Regions from separate parts of the Homo sapiens genome. Here region 2 is linked to region 1. The links are chromatin contacts, found by Hi-C or POLR2A ChIA-PET in ENCODE. All regions are on one chromosome and are shown on one strand. The core of a region is the stretch at or near the end of the contact, and the rest is flanking DNA. Distances in the headings are between cores, read along the strand shown. Region 1 holds the start of ARHGEF26 (Rho guanine nucleotide exchange factor 26). Region 2 holds the start of DHX36 (DEAH-box helicase 36).

Region 1 (5,933 bases), core at 2,774-5,273:
AACTTATTCCAACCAGCTAAATACTATATCTGGATTTCCTAAGATTGGTGCGGTGAATGAATTTTTATAGATAAGTCATTTATAAATGTTCCAATGGGAAACTCATCTTTATAAAAATTATATAGGGAATTACTTGACAATCACCTAAGGCTACATATTTTATAACTCTGGGTGATTGTACATTTGCTTGACCTATGGAGGGGCACTCCCTTCTTTATTATTCTTTGAAGGTTGGAAAATCTTCACACTTCAAAACATGACAAAAATTTAACTACCCTCACTACCACCATGACCCTCTAGCCCAACAAGTGCTACAGCTGGGACTGCTCCCTTCATGCTCTTCCAGTTGGCTGACGCTTGACCCATCTATTTAAAAAAGTCCATTAATCTGATTAGGGTTTGAACACCTGGTTGAAGCTGCTTTTTTTTTTTTTGAGATCCTTAATAAAAATACTACATGGGTTGAAAAGTCTTAAGAATATGTTTTTGTCAGCCAGGAGAGTTAGAGTTTCCCCAAAGCTGAAACTTAATAAGGAAACAGGAAGTCAGAAATGATAATCAAATGTGGAAATATGGGCAGAATACTAAGTCAAAGGAAATGTGACCTAAAGAAATATGACTTCAGATCTAAATGCCAAAATCAGAATTTTTAACTAAAAAGCTAGATCTTGCTCTTACCCTTCCTGAGGAACATGGGGATGGAGCCAAGGTAGAGAAGAATTAAAAATCCCAGGACATCGACTGAAAAAGTTATCAGCCTATAAAAAATGCCATTAACTATATTCACCATTAGTATTACTAGATAAAAATTTAGCTTAGTGAGAAGCTTTGGACTGTATAATTTGAGAAGAAGTTGGACATATTTCTCATCGTAAGCATTTTTGTTACTGCAGTTGGATTTCAACTTATAATTGGTATTCCACATTGAAACAGCAATGAAAGTTTGGAAAATTAAATGCTTACCTTCCCCATCAAATGTTCCTTGTCCTTTCAGCATTTTTTTCTAAGAGACAAAAAAAAGTAAAAAAAAAAAAAAAAAAGGAAAAGCAAACTATGTATGAATGAGCCAAATAGAAAATACAGCTATTTTAAGTAAAAATACTTTTTTTTAGTCATTACATTAATTAGATTTCCAAGAGCGCACAGAAGCTGAGCCCTGGAGGAGTTCACTCATTTGATCACTACAATTCACTGAAACAATGAAATAAAATGTACAAGATCCCCCACACCCTGTCAAAACAGATTGAGAATCCTCAAATAACTAGCAGGTCAGCTCATTTTACAACTCGTGATTCACCATCACTGTTAAATTGAACTTTGCTATACTTGCAGAGTTGGAAAAAACACATAAAATGTTATGTAATTTATTTTCTTTAAGACCACGGGCTCTAAAATAAAACAGGCTTGCTTGTGTTTTGCATATGTGCCATTTATATAGACTGGTTCCAGTGCTCTGATTAACCAAGAAAAAATGTGGCTGCCAAAAAGAATCTGCCTTATTGCTGAAACCTGTGTTGTTTCTGTGGAAGGAAGCACACACTCCAAAATACCCCTCTTCAGTTTTCCCTGTTTCTTTATGTCATATTTGACAATATTTTAATAAGTGCAGCTAATGGGACAATATAGGGGAGCAATACCACACAGTGTCCACCCTAACCTTAAGTTTTCAGCTGCCAATCTGTTACATGCACTCAAGGATGAATGGGCATACAACGGGAATAAAACACAACCAAAGGCCACGGTGACAAAAACAAGCAACAAAAAAGATGACAAAATATTTATGTCTTTTGTGATCCTGGCAACTGATTTTCAAATTCACATTCTACCTGAATGACATCAAGTGCGTAGTAACCACTCAAAATTCAGTAAGTAAAAGCAAAAAATAATCAACAGGCTCAAACAGGAATCAGTATTTTTCTGAATCAGCTGTGATAACAGCTATCATTGACTGAAACCTCTAAGCAAACTCCAGACAACTTGACTGCAGAGTGCGGTTCTGAACATGCTCCTCCCCCTTTCAGCTATCTCTTTTAAAAGTGGTAAAGACTCACTCAGCCAATAATCTGCCATATTTCACTCTTGTCCCCCCCAATTCTGCCTGAGCTTAGAAATTTAAAAGTGATGAATTTCACTTCTTCCCACAAAGTTGCACTAAACTCGGCTGTGCCTGCCAGCATCAAAGTGGCCAAGAGCTGGATGTACACTAGCAATCAAGAGCAAAACACAGAATTAAAACGGAATGACTTCTTCGGGTTTCCTCTACGCTCCTCCTCCCCACTCCCAACACATTTACTTTCCGCTTAGTGAATGGCGTGCCACACTCCTGCCCACTTTTACCTTTATCCTTCCCAGACTGGAAAACTTCTCCTTGTCTTCCATCACCACTTTCAGAACAGGCTGGGACATTCTGTTCTTCTTCTTCGAGCTGGTAGGACTGTCAAAATCAAAGCCACTGACCACTGCCCTGCGATAAGACGTGGACCGCAAGCCTCTCCGCAGAGACCCTGGGCTATCCACGTCGTTATCGACCTCACTCTCCTCCCCTGCGTGACCCAGGGGTCCTCCTAGGCCCTCCACCATGCTGCGCACCTTGAGGAGTCTCTTGTGGGGCTCCACATTTTGATTGTTGGATTTACTTATTTTAATTTCCGAGGCCAGACTCTTCGGAATGATCTGCTGCTTCCCCACTTTGAGGGCGGCGGGGCTGTTTGTACTCAAAACCACGGAAGGATTCTCGAGGAGCTCGTTCTCCTGGGAGGGCAGCCTTTGGAGGGGGAGTTTTTGTTCCGAAGAACTTTTCTGGGGCCCAGGAAAGAGCCCCCGTTCGGGGTCCTTTGCCTTCCGGCCGGACTGCGAACCTGACCCAGGAGAGTCGTTATTAGCGGCAAGGCCATTTGCAGTGGGCGAAGGCACCGGGCTGGCAGTCAACCCAGTAAGGTCCTCCTCGGGGGTGCAGGGGGCGGGCGCGTTAGGAGTCCGCGGGGGGCGCAGAACCGGCGGCGGCGGCGGCGCAGGCAAGGTCACCGCGCCATTTGCTGGGGATTTCGGGGAGCCGCCAGGCACCGCTTTGGGGAGCTTGGGTGACTTGGGCCGTCGAAGTCGAGGAGAGGCAGCCCTGTACTCCGGGGATGCCGTCCCACCATTGGCCACCGCTCTCCGCTGGGCGCCCAGAAGCAGGGGGCTCCTATGTACCGTCCTGCTGTCCGAGGCGGTGGGCACCTGGGCGGGAATCTGCGCTGCGAGGAGCGTCCCTCCGTCCTCCACCGGGAAATCCGTAATTAGTAACCCGTTGGGGCTCTGGTAGGACTGGGGCCTCGGCTTGCTCCGGCCCAGAACCTGGTGGGGCTGAGGAATCGACCGCCTCCGCCACAAAGGGGTTATGCTGTTGCTAGAAAAATCCACCTCGCTCTCGCCGTCCATAGCCGGGCCTCGAAGTCAGCGCCGGGAGGAGCAACACCGAGTTAGTCTTGCCTAAAGAGGAAAGAAGTTAGGAAACTGTGCCTCTGGACAACCGGGGACGCCTGGCCGACTCGCGTGCTCCCAGACCGGCGGTCCCCCTGCTGCTGCGCAGGACACGACTGCACCGCACTTACCCGCCCTTTCTCGGGCAAAAACTGCACCACTGCGGTGCGCGGTTCCCGGCAGAAATCTGGGCTGCCGCCCAGGCGGATTAATCCAATCACCTCCGCGTCCCTCCCGCGCCAAAAGACCACCCGCAGCAAATGAGCCCGCCACCCATTCACTGAGTGCAAGCCGAGGCACAAGAAACTTGGGACGAGTTCAGCTTTCTTGGGAAACTCGCCGCGGGACGCTCCCTTCTGTCGCCATCCAGCCTCCCGCCCTCATCATGGGTACCCTCGCGCTCCAGGTGCGCGGCTCCCACGCAAATTTACCTTCTGGGGCTTGCAATGTCCGGGGCCGAGGAGCACCCACTACCCCGTGGGTGGCCCGGGTCCGGGACCGAAGCGCAGCCGCGAGAGCTTAGGAGAGCGCTGCCGCCGACCGCGGCGCCGGCGCCGGCCCGCCCCCACGCCTGACTACGCCCCCACACTTGGCCCCGCCCCCGTTTCGGCCCCGCCCAGATCCGCCTCCATCGCAGCCAGAAGCAAGAAGCTGTCTTCCCGCCCCCGCGTGCCTACAATCAGCCCCAGTCTCCCTGGGAAACCGACGAGCGCACCTGAGCTGGGTTCTGAGCTCCAGCGTTTTGGGGCTAGAAGTTGCGGACTAGTAGCTGAGGCGGCACGGGAGTGTAGGCGCGCGGGGTCGTTGCCGGGGGCACAGAGTGAGAACAAGCAAGGGAGCCCTGCTGAATTGCAGCTTAGGAAGCCCTGAATCCTGGAGGTGCGTTGAAACCGAGAACGCGCGGCGTAGTAGACTTTGTGAGATGCGTGGGCAGTAGCGCAGAGTTCTAACGCAGAGTCATGCCCTCTCAGCATTCAGGTGGTCTTAAATCAGATGGGCTCGTCCCAGTGCTGAAAATGCATTATAATATAAACAGATAGATGGGCTTGTTTGTGCCTAGAGTCTTTCCGTAGGAAAGACTGGCAGCTCTGAAGAGGGAAACTGGGTGGCTAGGAAACCGGAGGGAGGGAGAGTTTTCATATAATTATTTTTGGTCCTTGTATGCTTTGCATCTTGAAACCTATCTGTGAAAAATAAGCTCAATTTACACTACAAAAAAAGTATTGGTTTCCAACAGTACATAGAATAAAACTCAAAATCCTTAGCATGGCTTACAAGACACTTCACTACTGCCCTACTTCTTCAGCCTAGTCTTTCCTCCATCACTTTCTTCATTATTTTTTTGGCCACACTCAAAGTTTGACAGCCTCATAACCTTCCCTTTCGTTCCTTCTTGACCCGACTTGTCACTGCGTCAGAAAGGCCTTCCCTGTCCCCTCCTTAATTATACCATTGCCCCGTTTATTTTCCCAGCCACTTGTTCTCTTCTATTTTTGCACTTATAAAATTTTGTATATATATATATTTATGTGTTTATGTTTATTGTCTTTTGTCTTTACACAGTAATTTGCATGAGGGCAGGGGTCATGTTTTTTTTTCTTCTCCGTATTTCCGGCACATGGTGGGCACTTAATATTTATTTAATGAGTGAGAGAATGAATGACAGGAATGAAGTGAAAACAGTGACCATTCCTTCCAAAGTGCTTGGTTGTCAAATAGTAGAAAGATGGCTGTGTCTTGGCCAGGCTCCTGCTGTGTGACAATAATGAGGCAAACTTGAGAAGACAAATAATTTTAGACCATAAGAGCTGTATAATTGATTCTATTAGCAAGACAAATGGGCCCTTCTCCAAGTTCTCTTTCTGCATTCATGCATTCAGCAGGGATGCAGTGAGCATCCACTGTGTGCAAGTTATGCTGCCTGTTTTTGCCCTAGATTGAATGCAATGGCCAAAAATATTAAGATGTGATCTCTGGGTGGTGAGATGAAGGATAGTATGTTTCATGCTGCTTTATATTTTTCTATACTTAACGAAATATCCTGGACAATGAAGATATATTACTTTGATCTGAGACATTTTCATAAACAAAGAAAAAAAGAAACGGCATCGAAAAATGTATAAGAAACTTTTTTTTTTTTAGACGGAGTTTTGCTCTTGTTGCCCAGGCTGGAGTCCAATGATGCGATCTCGGCTCACCGCAACCTCCGCCTTCAGGGTTCAAGCAATTCTCCTGCCTCAGCCTCCCGAGTAGCTGGGATTACAGGCATGTACCACCACGCGCGGCTAATTTTGTATTTTTAGTAGAGACAGGGTTTCTCCATGTTGGTCAGGGTGGTCTCGAACTCCCAATTTCAGGTGATCCACCCACCTTGGCCTCCCAAAGTGCTGGGAATTGCAGGTGTGAGCCACCGCTCCTGGCCTAAGAAAATTTTTAAGAAAGAAATTTTCCACATTGGGTGGAAGACATGG
Region 2 (5,815 bases), core at 2,349-4,848, 200 kb before region 1:
TCTAAACACCTGGAAACAACAGAAGGGACTGTCTGGGTTAAGATAAGGAGTTGTGAAGACCAAGGTTCTTATTATGCTGATAAGACCTCCAAGGTTGCAGGCTTCAGAAAGAATAGATTGTAAATATTTCTTATTCAACTTAAAAAGGTTCCAGACTCTTAGTTAATCCTCTTCTGGATCATGGAGAAGAAATGGAAAGGGGGAAGGAGGTTCTCTACAGAATGTAGATTTTCCCCATGAGAGACAGCTTTGAAGGGCCATTTCAAAATATGTCAAATAAATATATTTTGGGGTAAAATGCTTTCTTTCAGGGCCTACTACTATGTTGACATCATATTGCTACAAAGAGTCTGTTCTGTCAGTCTTAAGGTCTCTGCTTCAATGTTAATACTGGTCAGCTGTACCTGATTCCAAAGGAAGGAAGGTATAATGAGGCATGTCCAACCTCCCATTCCCATCATGGCCTGACCAAGTCAGGTTTACTTTAGGATGCTTTTGGCTTAGAGGACGGGTCCATTCAGTTGGTTGGGAGGGCTTCCAATTTTATTTTGGGGCAATGTGCGGTGGCTCACACATGTAATCCCAGCACTTTGGGAGGCCGAGGCAGGAGGATTGCTTACACCCAGGAGTTCAAGGCCAGACCAGCCAAAATAGGAAGACCCCATCTCTACCAATCTTTTTTTTTAATTAGCTGGGTGCGGCAGTACGCGTCTATGGTCCCAGCTACTTTAGGGGGCTAAGGTGGGAGGATCACTTGAACCAGGGATGTTGGGGCTGCAGTGAGCCATGACTGTGCCACTGCACTCCATCCTGGGTAACAGAGTGAGACTCCATCTCAAAAAAAAAAAATGTATTTTTGGTTTACAGAGCTATTCCTGGAGCATGGATGGCTGCTGTTTTGTCCTCACATGGCCTTTCGTCTGAGAGGGAGGAACAAGCTCTCTGATGTCTCTTTTTAAAGGGCACTAAACCTATTATCAGGATCTCACCTTTATGACCTCATTTTGCTTTAATTACATTTTTTAGAGGCCTCTTCTACAGCCATATTGGGAGTTAGGGCTTCATCATGAATTTTGCATGAACACAAAGATTTAGCCCATAACACTCTCACCATTTTCTTCCCACTTTGCCCCTATCATCTTCAGTATGCCTACTCAATCTCATCTCTTAGACAGTTGACATATTTTTCACATCAGGAGTGCCCAATTGGGATGCTTTTATAGAAACTATTCATTCCTACGGCCTTAATCACATGTGCCAAGGACTCCCAAAACATATAATTTCAGTCTACTCTCTTTGTACTTTTAACGTTTCAACTTTTCTTTTTTCTTTTTTTTTTTTGATGGAGTCTAGCTCTGTTGCCCAGGCTGGAGTGCAATGGGACAATCTTGGCTCACTGCAACCTCCATCTCCTGGGTTCAAGTGATTCTCCTGCCTCAGCCTCCTGAGTAGCTGGGATTACAGGCATGCACCACCATGCACAGCTAATTTTTGTATTTTTAGTAGAGACGGTTTCACCATGTTGGCCAGGCTGGTCTCAAACTCCTGGCCTCAAGTTATCTGCCCACCTTGGCCTCCCAAAGTACTGGGATCACAGGTGTGAGCCACCACACCTGGCCTCTGTGCTTTTAACTCTTACAGCCTGCTTTCTAGATACTCCATTTGTATGTTTCATAAGTTCCTCAAAGTCCACATGTAAAAATAAAACACATTAACTTGCCCTGCCCCTCACCCCCAAAATGTTCCTTGTCCTGTGTTTCTCATCTCAGGATACAATGTGCCTCCCCATGGGTTAATAATTCAAATCTTAAACTTGGAGTCGTTTAACCCTTCCAATTCTCCACATTCAATGAATCATCAAATTTAAGTAATTTTATCTTCTAATGTCTCCTGATTCCAATTCTTTCCACATGTAATGCCCTGTCATCCCATTTTGCCTCCCCTACATCACATTAACTAGTTTCCCTGTATCCACTCTTGTCTCCGCTATTTATTTCCAATTGAAGCAGTCAAAATAACCACTGCTCTGCATAAACATATCACTGTTCTTTAAGTGGCACATAAGTTTTCCATAATCAGACCCCTATCTACCTCTTTGGCCTTCCCCATCAGGCTTTAAGATTCAGGGTAGTTGTTTTAAGTTCTCCGATGTCTCACATCATTATCTGTCTTTACACATTGTTCCTTTCACCTGCCATACTTTTCTTCTGCCCATTAGTCTGGCAAAAGTCTACTTATCTCAAAAGTTGTTGCATAACTCACCTAACTCCAAAATTAAATTCTTTTGCTGTAGTATCTCTTGGCTCTTAGGGAGGAAATACTTTTTGTCTACTTTCTTAGATTCAGTGTTTGCAGGCCCCAGACTTAAAGTGACAAAACAGATTAGCAAAAGAAAAGACAGACTTAACCACATACATAATAGAGTTCACAGAAAAAGGTGATTCAGGGAGGTAGAGTTCTGACTTATCTACCATCTTATAAAGGGAAGGAAAGGGGAAAACAGCACGTATGGAAAAAACAAATGACTTTTAGTAAAAATAAATGACACCTTAAAACAGATGCCAGATATGATAGCTTTGTGACAATGTCTATTCAAGTGTGTTGCCAGCTTCTAACCTCCAGTGATAAGAGTCAGTCTTCCTGGGTTTCCCTCCCAGGGAGGAGCTTGATTTGAATTCCTCCGTGTGGTTCTGCATTTAGACAGGTAGATTTCAGAAACTCAAATGTCTTTGCTCAAAATAATTTTTAGGCCACAATGGTGTATTGTAGACCCCTTCCTGGCATACAGCATTTCCCTTTCTTAATTCACTGCACAAAGATAGCCTTTGTCTTTCCCTTAAGACTGTAGGCAAATAAAAGCTCATGCCATACTTGCTTTGTTCAGTGAGTATTCCCAGCACCTTTACATCAGTTAACTGTAACATGAGCTGGATATCTCCTGGTGTACATCCAAGCCTGTGTGGCCCAATTACTTGATTATTCAAGAACAGCTTGTACAAAACACTCAGTGTGCTGGTTAATAAACAGTATGTGGCTTCATATGAACACATGAATCTTCAAAGTAGTTTATTTACATTGCCTAAGAGCTCTGCACCGAATTTGGGTAGACACGCTCATCTTAACACTATTGGATAAACGTACTAAATAGTGACAACACTTTCAAGGAGGTAAGGGGATTTTAAATTACATATTTGAATAGTTGTCAGGCTGTTTTCAAGACTAGAAGAACTCATTTTTTAGAGACTTTTCTTTAGAAGACGGCGAATTGATCCAAGGGTTCTTTTGTTTCAATCAACGTTTACTACCCTAGGACCTAAGTGCAAAAAAACTGCGGATTTACCAGGAATAAGAAAGTAAAAACCAAAAGCTATTGGCTCACTTGCTGGGCCTAGGGAAAGAAAATCTACGAGCCTTTGGCTGGCTGTTGCTCCAGAGGTACAAAGATAAACAACTCGGGGGCTCAGACAGAACCTGATCCCTGCCACCCTCCAGACCACCGGGGTCGTCCTCCCGTGACGTCACCAGAAACCACTGCTTGTGACGCTAAATGGCCCGCCCTCTTGTGCGGTGCTACGGAAGCAAAACGGAAGTGGGCGCACAGTGGCTTCCGGGCCCGGACGCCATTTCCAGCGGTTGCTGGTTCTGACGGGTTGTAGTCTGCCAGGACAATGAGTTATGACTACCATCAGAACTGGGGCCGTGATGGGGGTCCCCGCAGCTCCGGTGGGGGCTATGGAGGGGGGCCAGCAGGGGGTCATGGAGGTAACCGAGGCTCCGGAGGAGGCGGCGGCGGCGGAGGGGGTGGTCGAGGCGGCAGGGGCCGGCATCCCGGGCACCTGAAAGGCCGCGAAATCGGCATGTGGTACGCGAAAAAACAGGGGCAGAAGAACAAGGAAGCGGAGAGGCAAGAGGTAATCTCGGATTCAGTAGTGGAGAGGATGAGGCAGCACAGGTTTTCTTCTCTCTCCCGCTGCCCCCTTTTTCTTGGTTTTGTTTCTTAAGTGATGCACGTGTTTTGTGAAATGTAAATGAGGCGCAAATATATTATGCTGGCGCTCCCCGTAGCGGGTGTACTGCGTAACATTAGCCATGCTCATCTGACCAAAAACAGGCAGGATTTATGCAGGCTGAATATATACTTTGCTTAAAGGACTTGAGAACTGTGACAAAGCAAATGTTAAGTTCACGTTCCAACCGAAATTAACTTTATTAGGAGTGTCGTTGTCGTATCTCTGGCCGTCCTTTCCCTTAGAATAATAATTGTCACTTTAAGGTCTTTGCCTGGTGAAGAAGCACATAGCGACCTTTCTACATTTGAGATAGGTTTGCGCGGAACAAAAGCAGGCAGACACTGTTTTGGATGTGGATCATTCAGAAAAATAGTCCAGCTTTTATTATTAGTGTTAAAATTATCTGCAAACCTAGGTTTTTGTTTTTTATGTTGGGGTGGAGAAATTTCTATTGATGAGCAGATTCTCTTTGAAAAGGAAAATGAAAGGAATCTCCAGAGATGATTTGGCTTACTCTCCTCTCTTCAGGTGATTGTCAGGTTGATTTGTGTCTTAAAGATCTGTAGTAAGGGAAACAAAGTTCTCCGAGTGACTAGTAAATAAAATTCTAATAAAAAATAATTTTTATCATTAAGCAGGAACTTTCTTAGTATAGGCCTTTGGTGACTTTTTAAAAGCACCTTATAAAATGTATTATAGAGTGTAATTAGATCATCATTTAGGCAACTTTTTTTTTTTTTAAGACAGGGTCTCACTCTGTCGCCCAGGCTGGAGTGCAGTGGCACGATCTTAGCTCACTGCAACCTCCGCCTCCCAAGTTCAAGCGATTCTCCTGCTTCAGCCTCCCGAGTAGCTGGGATTACAGGCGTCCGCCACCACCTCCGGCTAATTTTTGTATTTTTAGTAGAGACGGGGTTTCACCATGTTGGCCAGGTTGGTCTCGAACTCCTGACCTCAGGTGATCCACCCAACTCGGCCTCCCAAAGTGCTGGGATTACAGGCGTGAGCCACCACGCCAGGCCTAGACTACTATTTTTAAACCGTTCCATTTCTTTTTATTTCTTTTAACCATGTCATGTTCATTCAGGTGTTTTGGGGGCCTTATCCATTTATCTTCATAATTTAAACTTTTCTTTAAAAAACAAATCCATTTCTTTTACAGCCCCAAATTAACTTTTTCGTTGGGCATACTGGCTTGAAAATCAGGATACGGACGTCTAAGTAACTTTACAACTTTTATTTATTAAGGCTCTGTTTGAAACAAGGTTTTATGCATATTGCTCCAGGGACTTGAAGAAATGTGGTATTCAAAGAGCTTACAGTCTAGCTGAGAAAATAATACCTAAACAGATGAAAAGTTAAATAAGTCAGGAAAAAATGTTCATTATTGTTTCCACATGAAGGGTATAGCCAGTTGTGCAGTGGATGTTATGAATGGAACTTTTCATTTCTACTTGCGTTCCCATCCTCCTTTTAGTGGTGACACGACCATTTATTCACTTGGCAAGGCCAAATGAGATTTATCTTTGCTTCTTCCCCTTCATTTCAGCAAATCTCTGCCTTGTTAATATATCCCAATCTAACCACTTACCTCCAGAATAGTTACCATAGATCAAGCCACTGTTTGTTTTCTGTTCTTGCCTTCTAACTAGTCATCTAGCTTCCATTCTTGCTCTGCATTGTCTGTGCTTTACAGAGCCGCCTATGGTGATCTTTTAAAAGGAAAAATTAGATCATTTTATTACCTAATTCACAACTTCAGATTGGAAGTCATGTCACTTCTGTCTCAGTCTGATATATTTCAG

Evidence for each region. Hi-C counts contacts between places; a loop is a spot of excess contacts on that map. ChIA-PET counts read pairs that join two places held with the same protein, here RNA polymerase II (POLR2A). Pooled maps may share reads with other maps.
Region 2: a loop to region 1 is called in a map of sigmoid colon, with 2.3 times the contacts of the local background. The contact joins the promoter of DHX36 here to the promoter of ARHGEF26 in region 1. A Hi-C loop is called at or near these places in 8 of 168 maps with a recorded cell type or tissue (CD4-positive, alpha-beta memory T cell, chondrocyte, colonic mucosa and 4 more), 2 of 37 single-sample maps with no recorded cell type and 23 of 50 pooled maps. POLR2A ChIA-PET finds 5 or more read pairs at or near these places in 3 of 52 experiments (A549, Panc1 and activated naive CD8-positive, alpha-beta T cell).

Annotation. Positions count from the first base shown.
Region 1 is chr3:154,119,480-154,125,412 of GRCh38, reverse strand. ARHGEF26 (Rho guanine nucleotide exchange factor 26) reads right to left here and starts at 4,023. Exons shown (of 15, transcript NM_015595.4): 1 at 3,894-4,023; 2 at 2,338-3,471; 3 at 964-1,003. The coding sequence starts at 3,420. It overlaps ARHGEF26-AS1 (ARHGEF26 antisense RNA 1), which reads left to right and starts at 4,203. Exons shown (of 4, transcript NR_037901.1): 1 at 4,203-4,341.
Region 2 is chr3:154,322,270-154,328,084 of GRCh38, reverse strand. DHX36 (DEAH-box helicase 36) reads left to right here and starts at 3,598. Exons shown (of 25, transcript NM_020865.3): 1 at 3,598-3,911. The coding sequence starts at 3,669. RefSeq lists an enhancer at 3,411-3,705.